2 separate regions of the Mus musculus genome follow, and region 2 is linked to region 1. Evidence: chromatin loops called from intact Hi-C (ENCODE). Cell type or tissue: left cerebral cortex. All regions are shown on one strand. Each heading gives the region's core, and the rest is flanking DNA. Links, peaks and the distances in the headings are about the cores only.

Region 1 (4,434 bases), core at 957-3,456:
CCTTTTTTTTTTTTCTTTTCAGAGAAAGACTGAAGAGTGTAGCTTAGTGGTAGGGTATCTGATCTGCATGGACAAAGGCCTGGGCTCAATCCCCCAATACCACGTAAACAAACCTACCTCCATCACCAAAATACCTCACCACATTTCTACAGAACTTAAAGTCTAGCCCAGCACGTCAAATTTTCATTTGTGGCTGAACACTGGACGGGATTTTGAGAACTTCAGCTGACCTGCGTATACAACAAATATATGCAGAGAGAACCATGGGCAGGGACTCAATGTAGAGTTCTTGGGTGAGAACTCCAGTTCTCCCATCTCCAGTTCTATCTCTCATGGAAGCCAGCCATTCTCCAACCTGCATTGTTAGGAGAGATGCTGGGGCACTTCAGTAGACTTTCAGGTTTCTGCCTGGAGCTGCTTTCTCTTACTTTCAGTCAAGAGCCCTAACCATCATATCAAGTTTTAGGGAAGGAACTGGCAAGGCACACTTTCCTAGGCCCAGAAGTCTTAACACACTGTAATGAGAACAAAGCTGGTCCCAAGGATGCTTGTCGATAGTGTGAAGCTCTTAAAAAGTGAGCCATGACACCAGAGACACACAGCAGTTGAGAAGAACTGGAGCCCTGCTTTGGAACAGTAATGAGTTGGTCCTGAGCATCAGCTAGCTGGCTTGGGTGATGTAACTACTCCACCCACTGCACTAGAGTGAGACATGGAACCTGGAGCCAGCAGGAGTGCCTGGGCTCAAATATTCTGTTCACACTATTGCCACATGATTTCCTAACAAATTAACCTTAGGGTCACCTTGACTCAGGGCAGACCAATCATATTCACTCTTCCAAGGAGCATAGTTAACGAGATTTTAGCACATGCTTCATGCGGTCAAGAGAGCAATTACTATTCATCTGAATTCGTAACATCTCAATGTTACTAACACCAGGCTAATTCCATGTATTGTAAACAAATGAAAATAGAAATGTATAATTTTTCTAACTACGTGATCTTGGGCAAGTATTTGATCTCTGAGTACCAGAGTGCTTCCCAAGTAAAATCATATAAAATGCTATGCTGTGGGACTGTTGCAAAACAAACACATTGAAGATTTGTCTCTTTTAAAACTTATGCTGAATTTTAAGTGCCATTGTAACAGGATTTAGAGGGTAGGAATCAAGGACCCACCATCTAAAATGGACTAATGCCATTATACATGGAGTAGGCTCATTATTGTGGGGAAGGAGTCATTATATATTTAATTTTAAAATGATATAAAATTGTACTTATTTGTGGTGAACTATATGATGTCTTGATATACATATGCATTGGGTGATAGCCAAATAATGGTAAGTGCACTGGTTAGTTTACTTGACACAAATTGGAATCACCCAGCAAGAAGAAACTCTAATGAAGAATTGCCTCCATTAGATGACTGGCCTGTGGGCAAGTCTGTGAGGCATTTTCTTAACTAATGATTTATGTGTGTGGGGGGTCCAGCCCACTGTGGGTGGTGCCACCCTGGACAGAGAGTCCTGGGTTGTAAAAGAAAGCAGGCTGAGGCAGCCATGGAAAGTAAGCTAATAAACAAGGTTCTTCCGTGGTTTTGACTTCAAGCTTCTGTCTTGGCTTCTCTGGATGATGTGATCCAACCTGTAATGCAAACAAACCCTTCCTCCCCAATATGGCTTTCGCTCAGAAAGTTCTATCACAGCAAGAGAGATGGATGCTAGGACAATAAATAAATCTACCTTTCCTTCCTTCCTTCCTTCCTTCCTTCCTTCCTTCCTTCCTTCCTTCCTTTCTTCCTCCTTCCTTCCTTCCTTCCTTCCTTCCTTCCTTCCTTCCTTCTTTCTTTCTTCCTTTCTTTCTTTCGCTTGTTATTATTTTTATTTACCTGTGTAATCCCACATAAGTGTGGGTGGAAGTGAGGCCAGAAGGAGGTGCCAGGAGCCCCAGACCTGGAATTGCCTGTCATTTGTAGCACATTCTGCTGTTAGCGATTTAACATGGGTCCTCTACAGGTGCTCTTCACCACCAAGCTGTATCATCAGTCACCCTGTCTTCCTCCTTAATGTTTATTGGTTCTGCCTACTACAGTGTTCTGAACAAATACCAGCTCCCATTACTTCTGAACCGTAAATAGCGCCTTATTTCCGCAGATTTCAGATAGGTGAACTCTCCCTTGTGCAAAATTATCCCCTGTATATCTATCTCTCTAGCCATCTGAGACTCACCACTTTGGGTTGTCAATCTTTGCTATAGGAAGAACATTCTCCTAACGAGTCTGAGAAAGCATAGTCAAGCCTTTTGAAAATGAGTTTTCAGAGTAGATTATGTTCTCTTAGTGAGTCTTAATCGTGAGAGAAACAAGAGTCTTAGATGGTTTCAGATTTGGATTCTTGTCATGGAAGTGAGAACCTAAGCTCTTGAAGACAATTCACTGGTGTTTTCCTGGTATTTACTGGACAGTGAGTTGAGTTTGGAAGGTCTCTATCATGTGGATTTTGTGCCATCTACTGGTCATTCTTGCAAAAAACAACGATGCTGACGGTGATCTACTGTTCCCTCTCCTTGGATCCCACTGGTTTCTAGGCATCTTACCCACTTACACATTCTAAGGTGGTGATTCTCAACCTTCCTGATGCTGTGCCCATTTAATACAGTCCCTCATCTTGTGGTGACCCCCCCCAACATAAAATTATCTCATTGCTTCTTCAAAACTGTAATTTTGCTACTGTAATGAATTACAATATAAATATCTGATGTGCAGGATGGGCTTAGGTGACCCCTGTAAAAAGGGGCTGTGACCCACAGGTTGAGAACCATTGTTCTAAGGAATGTCTTTAAGACCTCTAATATTGGAACAAGAGCAAAAGGTTTCCAGTGAGGTCCAAGCCTGGGACAGGGAGTGAGGGACTGAGTGTCCGTAGGTCCATCCATCACTTTATCTTTCCTTCACACTAGCGAGTGCAAGGCTATCTAGCTATCTATCCTTCCTTTGTTTAAAAAAATCAATTTATAATATTGTAATATGTCTAGAGACCTCTAATCATGTTATCCTTCAATCCTATTGATCACTGGTTTTATCATTTAAGCACACATTTTAGTAACTATGCTGACCTTTTCAAAGAAAGAACGATTTCTACATTGTCTCTTTTGACTGTATGTCTTCCCTCTCACTGAATTGCATCTTTATTGTCGTCTTATTTCTACTGCAGGTCTAGCTTCCTCTCATTCCCTATCATCTTAAGGCTCCCGTGTAGATCATTGGTTATGAGTGTCTCTTCTCATACCCGTGTGAATATATAAAGTTGCACATTTCCCTGTGAGCACTCGTGATTTACAGTCTCCGCAGTTGCTCATTCTTCCTGTTTTCATGAAGCTGAAGATACTCCTGAATATCCCATGGATTTAATATTTGAGTCATAATGTGTTCATATGATGAGTACTGACCTAATTCCTACTCTTGGAAGAATTCTCCAATCTCTGCTAACAATAGCCACAATTTCTGTTGTAATCAAACAATTTTCTCTGAAAGATTTAGCTTCTAAAGGGGCATTAACTTTTTTTTTTTAATTTTTTGGTCCAGCATGCGCATTTGGAAAAAAATCCACTCTGTTGTAATTGAGCAGAATTTTTTTAATAAATATCAATTCATTTGCCAGCTGTTGATCATATCTTCTGTAACCTTATTTATTTATTTAGATATTAGATATTTAGATTTAAATATTTATCTATTTTTTTTTTTGCCATCAGTTTCGGCCATTTTTAGTGAGCACAGAATGTTGAAATCATCACCTAACCTCATGAGCTATTTTCCCTTTGAGTTTTTGTCAATTTGACAGTTAGGTACTTTGAAGTTTTGTCTTTGAGTATCTAAATATTCAGGGATGTTATGTCTCCTGGCTGATGACACCTCCTTGATCTTGGAGCCCGGAGGGATGGGTCTCACGAGGTAGAATGCTTGCCCAGAATACATGAAGCCTTGGGTTCGCACCACAGCATGACACAAACCTGGTGTTAAGGGCACATCAGTTATTTCAAGTACTGGGGAAACAGAGGCGGGAAGCAGAGTAATCCTTGCCACTTGGTGAGTGAGAAGCCAGCCCGGGGTACCCGAAACCCTGTATCCAAAACAGAAATCCTCGACCTTTATGTCATTATGTCGTCGTCGTCGTTGTTGTTATTTTAACTCTATTTTCTCTGATAATAATATAGTAACACTCAGAGACACAAACTGCGAGGCTTCAAGCAGTCTCAAAGACCAATGTACAGAAAGACCTAAAAAACGGACCTGGACGTCCAGAACAGGGATATTCACACCCTCATTCTAAACCTAAAGGCAATGGCAGGTGCTGGAGCAGCACTGTAATCTACTCTGACTTGGGTTTAGGGCCAGATAGAGGGTGAGGGAGGAGGATCGCGAGTTTAAGGCCAGCC
Region 2 (4,434 bases), core at 1,034-3,533, 1.6 Mb before region 1:
CTCAGTGGGTAAAATGCTTGCTGTGTAAGCATCAGGACTTGAGTTCAGATGCCCAACCCTCATGTAAAGGTTGAGTGTGGTCCAAGCAAGTGTAGCTCTAGCAGTGTTGGGGACAGAGTCAATCAGGTTCTGGCGTTCACTGGCCAGCTGGTCTGTGAGGTTCACTTAGAGATCCTATCTTGAAAAATAAGAGGAAGAGAGGAAGAGACTCAGTGTTGACCCTTGTCCTCTGCATATGCACGCATGGGTGAGAGCATCCATACACGCATACACACATACAGATGCACAATTTTAATATATCTGTAAAAATCACGGATACACAAAACAAGAGAAAACATGCAGTGTTTTCTGAGACTGACTTAGTTGATGGGTGTGATGTCTCCATTTGTATCTGTTTTCCTGCAAATGAAATTATTAATTATTTCATTCTTCTTCATGGTGGAGTAAAATTCTATTGTATGTGATCATGCGCTTGCGCGAGTGCGTGCGTGCGTGTGTGTGTGTATGTGTGTGTGTACCATTTTCTTCTTGTTCGCCATGTTCTTTGTGCTCAGCCCTCTCTTGACAGACACCTCTTTTGGCTCCCTAATTTAGATGTTGTGAGTAGTGCCATGGTAAACAGCCAGGTGCAGGTGTCCCTGTGATGTGTTGACTTGGAGTCCTTTAGGTACATTTGCAGGAGGAGTGCTGTGACTGGATTACACAGAAGAACTTTATTTAGCTATCTGAGGAATCTCCGTATTGGTTTCTGTAGGGGTTGATCTAGTTTAGCTGCCACCAGCCATGTATAAGGGTCCCTTTTGTTATTTGTGTTCTTGATGATTGTCATTTTGATTGAGTTGAGATGGAATTTTCAATGTAGTTTTAATTTTCATTTTTCTGCTGGCTACAGTAAACTTTCTTTTTTTCTTTCCTCCTTCTCCTTCTTCTTCTCTTCTTCTTTGTCTTCATTGTCTTTCTCTTCTTCCTTTTCTGCTTTCTTCTCACTCTTCTTCTTCCTCTTTTTCTTCTTTCTCCTCCCCCTCCTATTTCCCCTCTCTCTTTTCCCCCTCCTTTTCTCCTCTCCTCTTCTTCTGTTTGTCCCCCCCCCAAGACTTGGCTGGCCTTGAACTCACAGAGATCCTCCTGCCTCTGCCTCCTGAGTGCTGGGATTAAAAGCATGCACTACCATGACTGCTTTTTAGAGTAAACTTCCTCTCCATATGTGCATTGGCCATTTATAGTAAGATATGAAGAAGGTCTCTTAAGTGGATGTGTAAGTGAAATAAATTTAAGTATTTCACTATTCCACAATGTAAAAATTTGAAAGGCAACATTAGGAAGATAGTGAGTAAAAAGTGGTGATTCCCAGACTCTGGAGAAATAGAAAGAGTCAAGAGACGAAACAGGTGACTAAACATCTAAATAATTTATTATCATTGCATGTGAAAATGTTTATGTGTGGTTCACATATGCCACGATGCACATGTGTCGTTCTGAGGACAATTTTCCACCTTTATATGCATTCTGGGGACCCCAGGCTTGATGGTAAGTGCCTTTACTGGGCTGAGCCAAACTAAAGGAGGTGATTTCTAAGGCAGTGGAACTATTCTCTATGATACTACAATGGTGGATACATGAAATCCTTCACAACCCATGGATGCATACAGCTTTATAGTATATGTACTATAAATGTCAGTCAATAATAGCTGTTCAGCATTGTTTCATTACCTTTAACATTTGGGTCCTCAGAGGAATTATAAGCAGTAGGGGAAATTACACGAGGGAGAGGTATAGATAGGGCTTTGTACTGTTTAATCTTTCTGTAAGTCTAAAACTCTTGTAAGAATAATGTCAATAACAGCCCTCCCAATCTACATATGTATATCTTTATCTATATCTATATCATCTCTATATATCTGTCTCTGTGTACCCAATTTCAACTTGCTGACAACATACTCAGAAATGAAACATTTCAGTTTTGAAATAATCAGGTTGTCCAAAAGAGGGCGCCAAAGACTTACAAAGGCATCATCTTTGTTTATGCAAAAAGAAATGAAGTAGTGAGATAGACTCAAGGGTGGAAGGGTGGGGGCTCTGACTCAAGATCACATAGGACACGTGCGCCTCTTTCCTGTGGCTTCTGTCCTTCTTTAGAGTGGGTAAGTACTTTGCCCTATTTATTTCCTTTATTTTTGGGAGTCAGTCTCTAGCTCAGGGTGACCTTGAACTTGCTATGAAGCTGAGGCTGACCTTGAACTCCGGATTCTTCTGTTCTCACTCCCAAGTGTTTGGAATACCACTGTGGGACATTAATACCTCTCAGTCCCTTGTTTGCTCTGGTTTCGGATCTTTGGGAAGTGTAACAGCGTAATCTACCCTGTTGATGCCCTGCTGACATCAGCGCTGATCCTGGCTTTGAAGAGACCCCCAGAAGGCTGGAGAGATGGCTCAGTGGTTAAGAGGACCCTGCAGCTCTCAACAGCCGTGACAGCTGCACACAGACACACAGGTAAATAAAAATTAAAAAATTAACACACATAAATAAAAATTAAAACAAATTAAAAGGAAGATTCAGACATGTAAGCCAAATAAACTCTTTACTCTCTCAATCTGCTTTTGGCCATGGTTTGCCACAGCAACAGAAGGCAAACTGGGAAAAGTGTGTGTGTGTGTGTGTGTGTGTGTGTGTGTGAGAGAGAGAGAGAGTCAGAGTCAAATAATACACTTAGCTTTTCTTCAAAACAACTACAGATATGACTTATTCAATTGGGTTTGAACAGGAAAATTCATAATTCAAATTCTAAAATTCTAATTTCCTCATTTTTATTTATTAAAAGATTTGCATTTATTTAATTTTATCTGAATGAGTTCAAAAGAGGGATCCCCCAAAGCTGGTGTTGACATGGTTGTGAGCCACCATGCAGGTGCTGGGAATTGAACCCTGCTCTCAGTAGGAGCAACAAGTGCTCTTAACCCCTGAGCCATCTCTCTAGCTGCAAATTCCAGCTTTTAAGAATTAGCATATTGCACTCGCGTCGGCAGCACACATACTAAAATTGGAACAATACAGAGAAGATTAGCATGGCCTCTGCTCAAGGATGGCACAAAAATTCGTGAGGCACTCCATATTTTTTTGGGTAGCGAGTAGGATGTAAAGTGAATAAGTAAAAAAAAAAAAAAAAATTAAATTAAAAAGAGAATTAAAAATATTTTCCATGATGCACTAGAAATTTAGAGATATTCTTAGGTCACCTATTGACAGTATTCTTTGTCTGTATGTCCATCTAGACAGGGACTTTCTTTGTAACTCTAGCTGGCCTGGAACTCTCTATGTAGACCAGGAGAAAGCACTGGATCCCTGGGTTAGAGTTATAGGTGGTTGTTAGCTCCCTAGTGTAGGTGCTGGGAACTGAACCCAGGTCCTCTGAAAGAGCAGCAAGTGGTGTTAACCACTGACCTATCTCTGCAGTCCTCCAGGGATTCCGCTGCCACGTCTTCACTGTAGGAGGTACAGATGTCCTTGTGTTCACATGTGAACACCAGGGTAGTGATTTTCAACCAGGAGGTCATGACCCCTTTGGTGGGGGTGTCGAAAGACCCTTTCACAGGGTTTGCATACCAGATATCCTGTGTGTCAGATATTTATATTAGGAGTCATAACACTAGGAAAATCAGTTACGAAGTAGCAATGAAAATGACTTTATGGTGGGGGGGGCACCAACTCTAGATATTCTTAGGCCATTAGAAACTGAATTAAGAGGTCCCATTATTAAGAAGGTTGAGAACCCACGGTACTAGGAGAACCTGGAATGTACACAGGGTTTTTCTTGTCTCCCGAGGGCCAGTCTGTGCTCTGTTGGCTGTGGTGGCCACAGAACTCCCCTTCCCCCAACTTTTTCATACTGGCCTCGAACTTACAAAGATCTTCTTGCCTCTGTGTCATGAGCACTGGGATTCCAGGTGTGCACCAAGATGCCCTGCTGCCTGTTTTCTGAGACACAGTCTCAGTCACATACCCCGGGATGGCTGTGACTTTGTGACAGCAGCTTTTATCTTGGTTCTTTCTCTGTTCCTAGGATTCTAGACTAATCCATGTCTTCCCGTGTCGACAGGCATGCTTCAGGCTCCAGGTCTGCCCATCTCAACCCTGCCAAATGCTGGGACTGCAAGCATGCTCCACCATGCCTGGCTTCTTGTGAAATCTTGGTGAGTATTTTGCCAAGGAGAGAATCTCTGTTAGAAGAATGTCATAAGTACACTAAGCTTTGCCTTCTATATGTTGCCTTTTCATTTTCCTTGATATTTTGCTTGATCCTAAAAGCCACATATACACTTATTAAACAAATAACCAGAATGAGTGAAACTTATTCTGACTGAAGAGATAAATCTGTCAATAATTTCTGTAACTTTCTTTGTCTGTCTTTTCTTTCTTATTTCTCTATTTTCAAGGCA

What was found. Hi-C counts contacts between places; a loop is a spot of excess contacts. Peaks named below come from ENCODE experiments on the same cell type or tissue, not always from the same donor. Only the 100,000 strongest peaks of a DNase experiment are listed, where the experiment ranks them.
Region 2: it touches region 1 in a loop (5-fold over the local background); 18 of 42 quality-filtered maps call a loop at or near these places.

Annotation. Positions count from the first base shown.
Region 1 is chr8:113,630,318-113,634,751 of GRCm38, forward strand. No RefSeq gene overlaps it. Among named protein-coding and RNA genes, the nearest start is that of Mon1b, 3.3 kb to the right of the region's middle. In left cerebral cortex, for the core only: a CTCF peak has its summit at 2,512 (motif pointing left); a DNase peak (open chromatin) is centred at 2,519.
Region 2 is chr8:112,059,497-112,063,930 of GRCm38, forward strand. Gm36671 (a long non-coding RNA gene) reads left to right here and starts at 2,076. Exons shown (of 3, transcript XR_388036.3): 1 at 2,076-2,141; 2 at 2,268-2,491; 3 at 4,095-4,180. It overlaps Gm22827 (a small nuclear RNA gene), which reads left to right and starts at 3,009; the gene lies at 3,009-3,115. In left cerebral cortex, for the core only: a CTCF peak has its summit at 1,976 (motif pointing right); a DNase peak (open chromatin) is centred at 2,007.